Linked DNA regions of Homo sapiens: region 2 is linked to region 1. Evidence: chromatin loops called from intact Hi-C (ENCODE). Cell type or tissue: PC-3. All regions are shown on one strand. Each heading gives the region's core, and the rest is flanking DNA. Links, peaks and the distances in the headings are about the cores only. Region 1 holds the start of LOC105374707 (a long non-coding RNA gene). Region 2 has its middle 650 kb from the start of LINC02064.

Region 1 (8,358 bases), core at 268-8,267:
ATTTACGAGAAATTTTCTAACTTGCAGAAATGTCTAAAGATACATTTGCTTCTTTGTAAGGTAATGCATTTTATAATCACTGAGAATATTTTAAAATAGGCAGGGACAACAATTGTTGCTGGATTATGCTGAGAGGATTAAGTCATGAGATGATTCAACTTTGATTTTAAAGATATCAATCCTCATTTCCTAACTTCTTGAAAAGTTATGTTGGAAAATGAGAAAAACCACAATGCTAGCTTCCTGTCTTCAATATCTACAACGTTCACGTAAGCAGCTTATGTGTCCTTCTCAATAAAATAGTACTGCTTAGTATTTTTAAATATATTTTATTTATATGGTATCAAATGGAAACAAAGTCAAAGTCACTCCAATGTCTGAAATAAATACATATATGCATGCATGCACACACACACACACACACACACACACACATACACACACTGCCTTTGAGTATGTAAGAAAGAATTCACTTAGTGCCTTTTGGATTGAAGAGAGGAGAATAAATGAAATGAAGTAATAATTTCTCCATAGCTAAACTATTTACTTTTTCATGGAGCATGTGGAAGATAGCTACTTGGCTCCATCCTCAGAGAAGAAGTAGTATTTTTATATGACTTCTTCCTTATTCGATGAGTTGCTACATTTCAAAACTATGAGTAATTCATAGAATCTGCTGGCAAAAATATATGTTCTGCCAAAATACACACTCACACACTTTTATGTGCTAAAAAGAATTATTTGAAATAAGGTATGTTACTTTAATAGTAATACACTCATTGAATCTGTTTAGGGTTAAAATAATTTAAAATATTAATGTAAAAAGCAAGGAAATTTTCAGGTTAAAAAATGTTATAGCAGAGGACAAATCTTCCAGTTCTTTTTCATAAGGACAAATATTTTAAAGGCTAAATTGTAAGCTGATTTTTCAACAATCATAGCAACGGACCAAAATTATATTTGTAAGTTGTAATACTACTATTTAATACTTTTTAAACTCTCCCCCTTATAATCTAAATTAATGAGTATCCTCCACATCCCCCAAAATAACATCAGTTATATTTGTGGCAGAAATTGTATTCTTTTGAAAAAAAATTGAGAGAATTATATGAACACATTCAAATTTTTGATGGTTGTTTTTAAATAAACTTTTTAAAGTTTTAATATAACTTTAGCTTATGATTTACAGAAAAGTTGTGATACGTAGTACAGAGAATTTGCATATTCCTCACATTCAGTTTTTCCTACTCTTAGTACTTCATATTAGGATGGCATACTTGTCACAATTAATGAACTAATACTGATATATAAAGATGAACTATAATGCCTACTTTATTCAGATTTCCTTAATTTTACGTAATGTTCTTTTTCTGTCCCAGAATCCCATCCAGGATTCCACATTCCATTTAGTCATCATGTCTCCTTTGTCTTCTCTTCTGTGACAGTTTTTCAAAGGTTCCCTGGTTTTGATGACCTAGGCAGTTTTAAGGAGTACTGCTAGAAATGTTTTTCTCAATTGGAATATTTGTGAAAGTTTGTCATGAGATCGTTAGTGGATGTTGTATTTTGCCACATGCTTTCTTCAATGGATATAATAATATGATTTTTCTTCTTAAATGTGTTGACATGGTAGATTACATTGATATAGTGTAAATACTAAAACAGGCTTGAATATCTGGAATAAATCCCACTTGGTCTTGTTATATAATTCATTTCACACTTTGTTGGATGTGTTGAGAATTTTTGCCTGTATTTTCTGTGAGATACCAATTCATAGTTTTCTTTCTTCTAATAACTTTATCTGGGTAATGTTGGCCCATAGAATGAATAAGGATTGATCCCTTTGCTTTTATTTTTTGAGAAGATTACAAAAAATAAATATGTTTTCATGTTAAATGTTTTAAAGAATTCATCAGTGAAATTTGAGATTCATGCTCTCTTTTTGGAAGATATTCGATTATTGATAATTTTCTGTAGATAAAGAGCTACCGATAGTATCTATTTCTCCTTATGTGAATTTTGGTAGGTGTGTCATTCAAAGTATTTGTCCATCATATCTGTATTTTTAAGTTTTTGTGCTTAGTGTTACCTATACTATTCACTTGTTAGCCTTTCAAAGTACAAGTAAGAATAGAGAAGTCTTTTTATATTTTTGGTATTTGTAATTTGTGTCTCTTCAACTTTTGTCTTTATTAGCCTGGCTACAGGTTTATAAATTTTATCGATGTTTTAAAAAGTATCTTTTGCTTGTATTTACTTTCTCTATTTTTTCTCAGTTTTGTAGAGTTTCATTCTAATTTTTAATATTTCTTCTTCTTTTAGGCTTAATTTGCTCTTCTTTGTCAAGATTTCTAATGCTGAGCTGAGCTAGTTGATTTGTATTCCTTTCCTTCTAATGCATATATTTATGTAAGTTACACAGTACTACATAAGTACAAAACATACATGTCCAGGTGTCCGTGCCTTTTTTATTGCATCCTAAGTGCAGAATAAACACTTGGTTTATATTGAATCTGCTACCTATGAAAATAAAAAACGTACTTTCTAAACCAGTGATTTTGGCTATACTAAAGTATAGCTAATCATGGCTCCCCCAAATATCCACATCTTAATATGTTACCTTATATGGCAAAAGAAATTTTGCATATGAGATTAAGTTGATGATCTTGAGTTTGGGTGATAATTTTGGGTTACCAGGTGGGTATGATGCAATCATATGATGCAATCACAGGAGTACTTAAAGTAAAGAAGCAGGCGATCAGAGAAGGGCTGGAGAGGAAGAGGCAATATGATGATGGAAGCAGAGATTGGAGTTTTGTGCTTTGAAGATAGAGAAAGTGTCCTTAGCCAAAGGATACAGGCAGCCACTACCAGCTGGAAAGCCAAGGAGATGGAGTCTGCCCTAGAGTCTCCTGAAGAAACCAGCCCTGCTGACACCTCGGCTTTGACACAGTGGAACAGATTTCACACTTCTGGCCTCCAGAACAGAAACAGAATAAATTTATGCTGTTTTAAGAACTATGTTTGCGGTAATTTGTTACAACTGCAACAGGAAACAAACACATAAGTAAAAAACACATTGTGATTAAGGAGCTCTGTGAGATTTCCTGAGTCCCAGAGAAATGTTCCTGTAACAAAACTCTCAGAGTTCAGTGATTGGGAGCTTGAGTTCACAGACTTAGGAAACAAATATCTTCTTTTAGAGAAATTTTTCAAACAGAACCCGAAGTGAACTCTAGTATAATCTTCTAATGAATGTTACAGCGTGTTGTTTGTGCTATTAAATTCACATGCATATTCTCTCTCTTACCTCTCGCATCTTTTCTTCCAATTCTCTCTCTGTCTCTCTCTCTCTTTCTCTTTCTCTCTCTCTCTCTCCCTCTCTCTCTGTCTCTCTCTCTCTCACACACAGAATCATAAACTACTTTTCTTCTGAATCCTCTCTGTAAACGGGCTAAGCATTTGACTTAAGCACTGTGATGCCTTCTTTAGAGAGATTAAGTAGGATGATGCAAATGCTTTGTCAGATGCTCCCACCAACTGATTTATCTTGGGAAAGATAAAAATTTAACCTGAACAGAAATAGAAATATTGTCAATGAGGGTGAAGGTCAAATATTTATGTCTACTTGAAAAAAATCAATGTCAGAAGTAACAGTAGTTCTTTTCTTGTACTCTAGCCTGCGTTTCCTTAAATATTGTGGCCCCTAGATATATTGATAGTTGAGAAAATGCTCTTTTCTTGCTCTGCTTCCCTCAGGAAAAGTTTTTTAAACCCACTTTCTTAGCAGCTAATCGATCATATCTTGTGTGAATAATCAAAAGCCTTGGAAGTTATGTGTACATGTCATGGCTTTCATGAAGCAATAGCAGATGTGTGAGATGTCTGCAAAACCTGCAGATGGCAGTTGCGTGATCTACCTTCATTGGCATCATTCATAATATAAACACGATTATAAAGTACTCTGTTTACATTATTCTTGAATACAATATTCCCAACAAAAATATCTGCAAAAGTCAACACATTAAACCCAATGCAGTGCATTTTTATTACAAGAAGGCATTCTTTAAGGATGACTAATGTCTCCGAGGAATAAAATGGAGATTAGGCAAGAGTGTGATTAAAATGAAGACCCGAGAAAGGTTACATTCTCTATGCATTCATTCTCCGCAGGGTGCACAACTGCCTAAGAGTAAAACAAATAATTTCTCCAGCAGAAAGACTTCCATTTGAAATGAAATGCTTAAAATAACAAATTGTGTTTGTTTTTACCATCACATTTCCTTGACATATAGAAAAGTCATATTTCCTCATCATATTTCTTTTGGTAATAAGCTTCTTTTGACAAAGATTGTACTTTGACACTATGAGAGATGTTTGAATAGACATAATAAACACAGAAACATACTAAAACTAAAATCTATTGAAAAAATTTTAAAAGGATTGAAAAATGAATGTGTTTTGACATAAGAATTGATTCTGCAAATTAAGTAGATCTTTAAATATTAGATTTATTAATACTATTATTGCTTTTTTGTTGTTGAACATTGTAGATTGTTATAATGATTCTCAAATGTATTGGGATTGCTATTTTACAATTCTTATTGTTAGTACTGAACCACATGCTGTATCTTTCATTTGTCAAATTTTAAAAGTTTCTTAATCATCTAAACATCTTTTTCCTCACCAAAACCTATATTTCCTCCTATATGCACTGTCAGCATTATTATTTCATTTATGTGAATAGAAATGCTATAATTAAAAGTATATGTTTAGTTTAGTTTCATTGTTTTTCTGTTTCTTAGCAAAGACTTGGAACCAACCGAAACATCCATCAATGATAGACTGAATAAAGAAAATGTGGCACATATACACCACGGAATACTTTGCAGCCAAAAAAAAGGACGAGTTTATGTCCTTTGCAGGGACATTAATGAAGTTGGAAACCATCATTCTCATCAAACTAACAGAAGAACAGAAAACTAAACACCGCATGTTCTCATTCATAAGTGGAAGTTCAACCATGAGAACACACGGACACAAGGAGGGGAATATCACACACCGGGGCCTATCGGGGGGTGGCAGGCTTGGGGAGGGAGAGCATTAGGGGAAATACCTAATATAGATGACGGGTTGATGGGAGCAGCAAACCACCATGGCACGTGTATACCTATGTAACAAACCTGTATGTTCTGCACATGTATTCCAAAACTTTAAATGTAATAAAACAATTTAAAAATGTGTTCAATTTACCTACATATTTATTAATTTTCATATTTACTTTTTAAATTGTTTCATGTGCTTTTCCTCAGAGTTTACTTTTTCTGCTGGCTGAAGTACATTTATTTTTATTTCTTTTATTGACAGGTTATATATACTAAGCTTTTAGTTTTTGTATATCTTCAAGTATCTTTATTTTGCTTCTCTTTATGAAATGTAAATTAGCTAGGAATAAAATTCTGTACTAATCATTAGATATTTTTCTGCACTTTGAAATTATTACTGTAATGATCTTCTGGTCAAGTTGCTTTGGAGAGTAGGTGAAGTTATCATTTATTTGTAGGCATTCTATATTTTATATATTTTTGGTTTACTGGAGTCTCCTTAGAATTTCTATAGGCAAGGATTGATTTTCATTTCTCCTGTTCACCAATTACAGTTTTAAATTTGAAGACTTTTGCTTTTCTAAAATTCTGAAAGCTTTAATTCCTTTAGCCTCCCATTTGCCACATCTAATATAAAATTAATCCCATTTATTTATTTTTAAATTATGTTTTTAAATGAGTTCTTCTTTTTAAGAAATCACATGTTTTACTTCAATCATAAGAATTCCTGTTCTATATGTACCGAATTCTTTTAAAATAGAGGTTTTGCACTTACTTTCTAAATCCTGCCATTATACTTACTTTGAAGTATTTTTCAAAATATTCCACACAAATAGTTTCATTTGTAATGAGGTCCTGTTCCGACTGCTTGGTTCTATACTTATTCTTTTCTTAATATTATATTTCTCCAAATATTTTCAAATTTTCCTTTTAACTGAGAGGATTCATGGTTTTATTTTTGTTCTCTTTTCTCTCTGTGCATACCCTGTTTTGTCTGCAGGCTTTTACACTGAATCCAGCTAATCTTTTGGAACCCCACTTCTGAATCAAATTTTATAGTAGCAATTCAGTATATGTTATTTGTTGCTAATGTTGAACTTATCACAGGTTGTCAAAGAGACAGCTAATAGCTTTTCCAGTTCTATTTGTGTCATCCAACATATCTTTCTATAAGCTCTTCACATATTTTTTGTATAACCTAAATTTTAGCATGTTTCACAGACTTTTTGTTCAATCATTCTTGGCCCATACTTGACTCTGTCTTTGCTTTTGCAGTTTTCCTCATCGAAATTTCACTTATCTCCTCCTGCTTACGTCTTACCTCTAATTTAGTTTTGTCATAAATATTACCGTCTCTAGGAGCTTTACCTAATCACTCAAACTAGGCAAAACGTATTTTCTATGACAGCCATAGAATTTAAAACACCATATAACTTTTGCCTCATAATGATTTAAATCTTTTTTATTTTATGTACTAGATTATAAATAAATATAAATCTATGTTAAATCACTATACTTCTTTAAAGTACTAAGAACCATGCCTTATGACCCCCAAAAGAATGCCTTGTGTTAAATTTAAGATATTCATCAGAAACTAGCATATTAAACCCATTTAATTTAGCTGGTGCTATGTATGACTATTCTTGGTTATTTAAAGTATCTCTTTAATGGCCTGTGACTTCCTTGCAGTCTTCCAATTTTCAATATTTTTATATACATTTGTCAATCCATTGACTATAAGAAAAATTTGTGTTTAGTAAACCTTTGCAAACTTTCTATGAAATGCAAAATTTCTACGGAATGCAGACTTCTAATTTGTTCATCTTTCAGATTCCTGCTAAAATAACCAAAAATACATAAAAGTATCAGAGGCATTCATCTTGTTAAATTGAAGGGGTACCATTTACATAGTTAAATATTAGAAAATTTTTCAGTGTTTTCTGAAGATGAGACATGATGGAATGAAGACAAAGATACCTGTCAGTAATTTCTCCAAAGAAAGCACATGATGACTCTGAATTTAGAAAGGGAGATACTGGCAAATAGTATAGCACCTTATTGGGTGAGTGATAGTTACTGGCTACATTAGCTTCCAAGAACACATTACTTATTTTACAAGCAACTCAACAAAGCTTGAAAGCAGCAGCCTTTAGAGTTCTCATCTTTCCAGCTGTGACCATGACTGGCCAAAAGCTAAACATGCAGTATTGCTGCTTCCTGACTAAGCTTGAGGGGACTCTACAAAGCTAGTCAGGGAAACTTACACAGCATGGACACATGGCTGAACAGAAATAAAATGCCCAATCTGATCTCAGATTAGCAACTTCAACAAGCACACACAATAAATAATTTTATTATTAGCATTTGTTCCATATTGATCATGCACCAGACATTTTATAAATAATTTTTCCAGAGAAGCATTCATTGACTACCCTATAAACATTGAATTTCAACTTTGTTATCTCTGCGTAGATAATGCCATATCCAATCAAACAAATAAAAACAATAACAAATAGAAGATCATGGTCCCTGATTGGGATGCATACTTATAAGTCAAAATAAAACTATAATTTCACCTGTCTTATTATTTTTCTTTGATTCTAAAAAATAGCTGGCTATGTGTTTAGTAGATTTTTTTAGTGAAACTTGAGAGGTGAAAAAGTGAGCCTTGAGCACATATGTGGATGTTAGAAGGAGTGTAGATGTTAGATTTTTCTGTGTGAAAAAATAAAAAAATAAAGTTTAAAGTTGAGGTTAAAAATAAAGTTCTAAAATGAAAAGTGATGTTCTTACAGATAACTTTGAAGTTGGAGAATAGAGTAAGGGAAAGGAGTTTCTGAGAAGAGACAGAGAGGCTAGAGAGGAAATTCTAATTAGTAGAAAATTGTCCATAGGTTTTAGAGCAAAGATGTTGAATTTTAATTGTAAATTAACCACTACGTTGTATAACATTGAAATAACCTTCATTCGTTTAAAACATTAGTAAATGTGTTTTCCGTGTACGTAGTCTGGACACATTGTTGGGAACAACACACGCTGGGGCCTGTCAGGGAGGAGGAGGAGGGAGAGCATCAGGAAAAACAGCTAATGTGTGTTGGGCTTAATACCTGGGTGACGGGTTGATCTATGCAGCAAACCACCGTGGCACACATTTACCTATGTAACAAACATGCTCATCCTACACATGTACCCTGGAACTTAAAAAAAAATTGATAAATAAATAAGTAAAAATGCAGTTTTACTTTCTTATGAA
Region 2 (8,358 bases), core at 320-8,319, 58 kb after region 1:
GTAGATCTGGCAGGAATAATCATGCTAGTAGTGAAATTTCACTTTTATGTGTTTATCCAACGCTTAGATTAAAATTAATTGGGGCCCTGTGTTTGCAAATAACAAAACAAATTCAAGAAATAAAAGGTGAAGTACTAAAAAAATGGACCACAAACAAAGTCAGGAAGTACTCAAGAAGGGATTGAAGCTATGCCATAAAAGCACGTAGAAGTTCATTTCCATTTTCATTTTTCTTTCTCTCCTTTGCTTAAATCTTTGTTCTCTCTGGACTAGTCTTCTCTGTTCCCCTGTTCTCATAGTTGATAGAAGCTAGCCACCACTTAGTGATAGATGCTGGCCACCTATTCTCATAGTTGATAGATGCTGGCCACCACTAGTCTTCTCTGTTCCCCTATTCTCATAGTTGATAGATGCTAGCTCCTGCAGGCCACTATCTTTCATAACCAATCCATATGAACAGTCCTCATTTTACATTTTTATGCTGGGCAATTAGATTGGTTAAATTTAGGTTATGTATCCACCTCTGTCAAAACAGTTCTAATGTTAATAACTTCACTTTCAAATATCTTTGAATAAAAGAAGTAGAACCAAGGGACTGTAAAATGTCGTGATTTCAGTAACTAGAATCTTCCTGTATAAACTGATGTATCTGTAATATATTATTAATTCAAACTCGTGACAACATTATACCAAGCTGATCATCTCCTGCTATGCAAAATATGTATTGAGACAAAGGAACATAAAAAATGAAAATAAGAAGATATTATTTGATTTCCAAACCTCTTTCCTGCATAAAAATATTATATGAGCCAGAAAAACTCAATAATATGAGGAAATATTTATGATTATTTTAAACTCATATATGTAATTTATTTGATTGACATAAAGTTTTGTAATGCATTTTGAAATAGCTGCCAATGTGTGAACAACAAGCTTTTCATTAAAATTCTGTTTTCGTGTTCATTGTTCTTTGTTTGTATGCAAACTCTTAGTTGCCTGAAAAGTAAATTTCAATATTACATATATCTGATAAAAAGTAATTAGGTAGAATTTGAACAGACCAGCTATGGTACCTGCATTTAGCACATATCTAGATGAGATACTTTCAGAGCTTACTCTCAAGTTCAAGTGATTCTCCCACCTCAGCCTTCTGAGATGCTGGGATTACAGACATGAGCCACTGTGCCCAGCCCTTCAGTCACTCTTTTGTGCTTTGTAACTTATACACATGTCATATATATATGTCAAATATCTCAAAATAAGAACATAAAACTAAAAAGAAATACATTGGTTTTAGAGCCTAATATAAAATAAAATACTGTTTCATAAACTAACCTGAGTACAAAGGTACCCCAATGTCTAAATCCTTGTCTCTCAGGGAGCCATATGTTCCTAAAGTTTCTGAAAGTTTCCTCTTCCTTCTTCTTTTACCTCCCCTTCTTTCTCTCTCCTTCTCTTCTTCTTCCTTTTTATCCTCCTTCTTAGTTATTGTCCTGAAAAAGTTTTAAGTATACGCATCTACTTCAATTATAGGTTTAAACAATTAGTACTAGTCTGTTCTGCATCCTTCCAATGACTAACTTAGGACTACAGAGTCAATTATAACTATAATGGCTGCATTATAGTATGAGTTCAGTAAATGGATTTACCTTTATGTTTATGATTCATTGAATTAACAAATCATTTTACTCTTTTATGTTTTCAGGTTAAGGTGGAAAAAACAGAGGCCAACAAATAATTAAATAATATATTGTTGCTACACCAAGACCATGGAACCCCATTGAATACTGTATAAATTCAGTTGTTTGAACAGGAAAATTAAAGCTGTTGAAAGAATGGAAGCATCACATACCAGACACTAAAGGAAGTATGCTAAATTCAACAAAACCCACGCCAATGTAGCAACACTTTTGTTTGTTTTGTTTTGTTTTTGAGATGGAGTTTTGCTCTTGTTGCCCAGGCTGGAATGCAATGGTGTAATCTTGGCTCACTGCAAACTCTGCCTCCTGGGTCCAGGCGATTCTCCTGCCTCAGCCTCCCCAGTAGCTGGGATTACAGGCGCCCACCACCATGCCAGATAACTTTTTTTTGGTATTTTTAGTAGATATGGGGTTTCACCATGTTGGCCAGGCTGTTCTTGAACTCCTGACCTCAGGTGATCCACCGCCTCAGCCTCCCAAAGTGCTGGGATTACAGAAGTGAGCCACCACACCCAGCCTGTTTTTGTGTTTTAAGTGGGGATTTAGTTTCAGCAAACCATCAAACCTTTATATTAATATGATATTATGTTAATTTATCATCTAATTCATCAATATTTTAATGTTTATACTTAATTAGTAACTTTTTGATATTGCATTTGTATAAATAATATATTAGAGAATTGATTACTAGTTTCATGTTTTTGTGTAATTAACTTTATAATTAAATAATTTGTCATCACTGAAAGAAAGTGAAATATTTTTCTCTTAAATGCTATGACTATGTCTTTGAGATCACCAAATTGTGCCATGAAAAGCTCAGATAATTTTTAAAGTGATTTATTTCTGTTGGCTTGAATTTTCATTTGAAATTCTGAGGAAATCAGTAACTGAATAAAAATTTACATCTCAAATCATAGCTAGGACTTACTGTAAGCAACTTAAACCAACATTAAGTAGCAGATCAGAAGGCAAACATGATTATGCTCCTGCATTGAATATTTTACAATGCTACTTTTAAACTTTTCTAATAAGGCTTGGAGGATACCAAATGAACTTTTCCTTAGAAAGGTTATATCACTATTTCTGTTAAATCTGACTAATGTTTGTTATTCTTGCACAGCGTGTTAGCTCACTGCATACAGGTGGGTGTCACGGGATACGCAGAGTGTTGCTTTGCCAGCCGGAAGCTTCCGTAGCTGGTGGCGCCTTTGCCTCAGTTTTGCTCAGGCACATTGGGCTCGTTCTACCCATTCAGCTTGTCAGGCTGTGCTCAGCTTGTGATACTGGCCCAGATCCCACACCTGCCAAGGGCAAGCAAGGCACAAAGCGGTGAGGGGAGAGTGAGTGAGCGAGCGTGGGGTCCAGCTGCGGCTCACAGCGAGGCACTCTGGCTGCCGCAGGTGGACAGCTCCAGGTGCCAGCACGGGAGCCAGCTCCCTGTGAGGCTGCAGCTGGACCAGGCGTACCACAAGCAGCTTCCACTGCTGGCACTGGGCAATGCAGTGGTGCCCAGAAGTTTGACGATGCCAGGAACCACATTGCCCCAAAGGGGGTGTCACAGCCCTGGCTCAAGGAGCTCCTATGTCTGGGCTCCCAAAAGGGCTGCAGCTCTTCTCTTTTTCCCTCTTCTCTCCTTCTCTTCACCCACAACGTGGTGAGCAAGGGGTGTGTTTCAGCTTTGTTTGTGTTACAGTTCTTTCAGTCACACTATTCAGCAGGTTCTGAATTCTTGTCCATGTCCAGGAAGAATGAAGTATGCAAATAACTGGAGAGTGAGCTAGGCAAAGAGGTATTTTATTAAGCGATAGTACAGTTCTCAGGAGACCTGAAGTGGGTAGCGCCTTTTACAGGCAGGTCATCTCATCATCTCCCTGTGGCTGATTCTGGGGTTTCTACAGGTTTCAGAGGGGAGAAAACACGTGCTGCATAGTCCATGGGTGACCATGGGCAGGCCTGGTAAAAGCACTGTAAGTTCTCACTCCAGTCCACAGAACTGGCAGCCCAGCCCCATGCTTCAGTACCTCCCTGGCTTGAAGGTGGGGCTTTACTGGGGACCTGCCCCTTTTTGCCCTGGAGACTGTCTGCCTCCTACGACCATAAACCTGCTATCCATAGTGCCAGTGGCTCCCAGGCTATTCGTGCTGAAGGATACCTGCATGCCCACATTTAGCTGCCCTCAGCCCCCCCCTCAGCCTCACTCCCATGGTCATTGGTGCCCAAAGCTCAGAGGGCACGAAGGTGACAGGGTGCTGGTGTGTCAGTGCTGTCCTGAGCACATGCACACCTGGCTGGGTGGTGACAGCATCCTGACTCAACCTCAATTTTGCTTTGAAATTGAATCGGGCACTGGGAGTAGGGTGAGGCCATGCAGTGGAAGCAGGCACTTCTGAATCTGTGGGGGGCAGGGGACTTCCCAGGTCCCCTAGAGTGCAGGGATACCTGGGTCCACAGCCGCGGCTGGGTGACTGCATCTGTGCCCAGGAGGGCGGTGCTCCTGCCCCACCAACTCAGAAACAGGAGGGGTTTCTGCCTGTTCCTGGCTCCACCAGCTGGAGTGCGCAGCCCTGACTAGGCCTCCCCCGCCACAGACAGCATCTTCACAGTGGCTGCTCTAGATGGGCCCCACTGCCGTCATTGGTACCTACAAGATATTTATGTTTATTTTATGAGTGAATAAATGAATGAACAAGTCCTGCAGGAAACTATTTTATAATAAGCAGAATTGCTCTCTTTCAATAGAACACCTATTCCAGGATTGTAAGTGTCAGAAACAGATTGTCTCTTTTGGCCTGTGCCTGATTCTTTTATGCTTCACTGAATCTCCTGGCATGTTCTTGCTCAAATGCTTCTCCTAAGTGCATCTAGATATAGTTAAGTATGCAAGATGCCTTATGAAGCCAGTGTCATTTCACTATTATATGATTAAAATTTTGTAAGTAACAGCTTGTTAATTTTATAATAAGAGCTTACTAATTTCGAGATTTCATAAATGACTCCAACGTGTAGTTGATATAAATGTATTTCTACTATAGTACATCTACATCTATAAATGTATATTTACTATACATCTAAAAAGTATAGTAAATATAAAATTCCAGGGCAAATCACCATGTGTGGAATATACAAAGTAAATATAAGATAATAATACAATTGGTATCAGGGTTGGGATTCATTCACCTCAAGTATGTAAGAAAGGCAAGAGAAAGAAAAAGGAGAGAAGTTTTTTTTATTGAAGATATTGGGAAGAAGATATCTTTAGATAAGAATATGATGTGATATTCATTTCCTCTCCTACAGAGAGGAGGGCTTGATCCCTGGACTCAAACATTCTTCTGGGGTGTGGACTCTCACAGAGATCTATGCAGAGCTTAATATACAATTCTTTCATCTAGGAGGCAGAACGAACTAAGTCTGACTCTCACCTCGGAACCCTTGCACAAGAGAAAAGGACTTAATATATCTCTTTAGAGAAGGTCACTGCTTTGGGATGGGCCTGCACTCCCTGGATGTGTTTTAACAATGAATGCTTTTACGGTTCTCTCGTAGTGGACTTGAACTGTGCAAAGAGCAAGCCATCTTGACTTTTGTCCAATAGCGCCACCTGGAGTCATGGAGGGAACTTAGCAGCAAAAAGCTAAAGATGCATCCCCAGAGCTCGGGAAAGAGTGGTCAAGATCAGTTAGAATAGAGGTTAATTTGCCATGGTCAAGAGAATGGCAAAAGAGAAGAGGCTAGCAGCAAACCTCAGAAGAATTCACAGAAGAAGCTCTCCCCAAATGTATGTCATGCCCCTAGTGCTCAATGATAGTTAAAACAAGAAATGCCATTAATTTGAAAATAGTGTCTATAAAAGAAGGCAGGAGAGGGATTTTTTTAAATAAGAGAACTTTAAAAATAAAAAATTCACTATACCCGTTTTTAATCCTGAAGGCTTACAGCTTAAAACAGGCTGGTTTGAATGGATTAGAAATATGCTATTAAATTCAAATTCAGAGTTGAAATTAATATATTGGATTGAACATTCTAATTACTAAATTGTGTCTGTGATAACAATAAAAGTGCCTCTAGAACAATTGTATTTATAAGTGAGAAGAAACGCCCCGACAGTTACTTCACTAAGTATATTTTAAAAAGGCAGTGAGTGACAAAAACAAATTTGGATATATTAAAAGGGATTCTTCAACATACAGGTGATGTAAGAACATGTAAAGCTTTTCTTACATAATTTATTTTTCTACTCTGCACTGTCAAGACAGGGGACTTTTTCTTTGACACGGTTAAGTGTGGTTTTATTTCTGTTTCCTCTAATTTGTTGTCTAAATTCTGTGGCCTAGCCAAAGCTGAGAGTAAGGGCAAATATCACTATCACAACGATTCTGTTAATAAGGATCAACATATGTTTAATAAACATTATTATGAAACTGTGCATGGATTTCAATATTTTTTGCACCAAATTAAACTCATACTCACTTGTTACTGTGTCCTAAAGGGACCTAGTTTTAGGCATTAAGAAGGATGACATCAGTTTGAGAACAGCCCCTATCACAGCATCATGCTTTCTGCTAAAATTGAGACAAAAATAAACATTAAACCTGGGTTAAAGAATGGGAAAATCACTGATGCTTTTTGAAAAGTTTATGGAGACAAAGAAATCAGCAGTTTACAGATAGAAAACTTTTTTTAGAAGGGTTAAGATGATTTTAAGACAAAGCCTGCATGGCAGCCCATCTTCATAAATTATTTTTCCTTCCTTCCTTCCTTCCTTCCTTCCTTCCTTCCTTCCTTCCTTCCTTCTTTCTTCCCTCCCTCCCTCCCTCCATCCCTTCTTCCTTCCTTCCTTTCTTCTTTCTTACCTTCCATTCTGTTTTTTTTTTCCTCTCTTTCTCTTTTTCTTCTGAGACAGGATATCACTCTGTCACACAAGCTGGAGTGCAGGGGTGCAATCACAGCTCACTGTAGTGTTAACCTCCCAGACTCAAGCATTTCTCCCACCTCAGCCTGCTGAGTAGCTGGGACTACAGGTGCATACCACCATGCCCAACTATTTTTATGTAAATTTTTGTAGGGATAAGGTCTTACTGTGTTGTACAGGCTGGTCCTGAACTGTTAGGCTCAAGCAGTTCTCCCATCTCAACCTCCCAAAGTTCCGAGATTACAGGAGTGAAGAAAAAAATAATTTCATTTGTGCCATAATTGAAAAGAACCAACAATTAGCAGCATGAATAGTAGCCAACACCATAGACATCTCAATTAGTTCAACTTATGCAATTCTAACTGAAAACGTAAACTTTAGCAAATCTTTCACTCAATGGGTGCTAAAATTGTTGCACCGAAATCAACTGCTGCACATAAGAACAGAGTTTTCCATTGAAATTTTAAACAAATGGGATCAAGATCCTGTAGCATTTCTTCAAAGAATTGTAACAAGAGATCAAACATGGCTTTCCTGGTATGATCCTGAAAATAAGGCACCATCAGAGCAATGGTTACCAAGAGGTAAAAATGGTCCAGTCAAAGCAAAAGTGGACCAATTGAGAGCAAAAGTCATCACAACAGGTTTTACTTGTTTATTTATTTGGTCTGCTCATGGCATTTCTTTTGTTTACTCTCTGGAGGGCCAAAGAACAATAATATCTGCTTATTATGAGAGTATTCTGCAAAAGTTAGTCAAAGGTTTGGCAGAAAATCACTCTTCATTTTTTCAAATAAACTATACTAATTATATATGTTTTCTGAATCTTCCAGAAACCATTAGAAAGCAAAAATTATTCCTTCATAATATGGACATGTATTATGAATATCAGGACATTTCCTCAAAAATAACAGAGAATATTCTGATCACTTCATCTGGCTTATGATTATTAATATAATCCATTGATTCCTACTTTTGTCTATATACTCTTGGATACCACACTTCCCTAGTTCTTCATTTTAGGTCATGTTTTGTTTGCTATTTCATATTATATTTATCAGATACTCTTTTTTAAAAAATAAATTTTTATGTTTATATTTCAGGTTTACAACATGATTTTATGGGATACATATAGATAGTAAAATGGTTACTAATGTAAAACAGATTAACACATTTATCATCTCACATACATTTTTGTGATAAGAGCAGCTAAAATCTATTTAACAAAAATTTCTAATACAATACAATTTTATTAACATTAGTTCTCACTAATGTTGTACATTAGCTCTCTAAACTTGCTCATGCTACATATCTGCTATTTTGTATTTTTTGCCTACTTCATTTCATTTCCTCATCACCCTCCTCCCTTCCCGTAGAAACCACTACTTTTTTCCCCTCTGTCTGTGTATTTGAGATTTTTTTTAATATTCCAAATACAAGTAAGATCATGCATGCAATTTTTTTTTCTGTGTCTGACTTATTTTACTTATCATTATGTCCTTCAGCTTCATCCATGTTGTGGCAAATGGCAGGTTTCCTTATTTTTAAGGCTGAATAATACTCCATTTCATTTATACTACATATCTGTAACTAAATGTCTATTGATGGACATTTAGTTTGTTTCCATATTTTGGCTATTATGAAAAATGCTGCAATGAACACAGGAGTCCAGATATCTTTAGGTGTGACTATTTCATCTCCTTTGCATACATACCAAGAAAAAGAAAGAGAGGGGAGCAGTGCTGG

The links. Hi-C counts contacts between places; a loop is a spot of excess contacts. Peaks named below come from ENCODE experiments on the same cell type or tissue, not always from the same donor. Only the 100,000 strongest peaks of a DNase experiment are listed, where the experiment ranks them.
Region 2: a loop joins it to region 1, with 4 times the contacts of the local background. A loop is called at or near these places in 2 of 110 quality-filtered maps.

The regions. Positions count from the first base shown.
Region 1 is chr5:30,095,499-30,103,856 of GRCh38, reverse strand. LOC105374707 (a long non-coding RNA gene) reads left to right here and starts at 1,470. Exons shown (of 3, transcript XR_925891.2): 1 at 1,470-2,022; 2 at 2,323-2,409; 3 at 4,806-5,252. It overlaps LOC124901160 (a long non-coding RNA gene), which reads right to left and starts at 1,399. Exons shown (of 2, transcript XR_007059098.1): 1 at 1,332-1,399. In PC-3, for the core only: no CTCF peak of the experiment used is centred there; DNase peaks (open chromatin) are centred at 626 and 3,996; H3K4me3 peaks cover 553 bases; H3K27ac peaks cover 4,713 bases.
Region 2 is chr5:30,037,641-30,045,998 of GRCh38, reverse strand. No RefSeq gene overlaps it. Among named protein-coding and RNA genes, the nearest start is that of LINC02064, 650 kb to the right of the region's middle. RefSeq lists an enhancer at 5,163-5,457. In PC-3, for the core only: CTCF peaks have their summits at 5,084 and 5,305 (motif pointing left); DNase peaks (open chromatin) are centred at 3,988 and 5,298.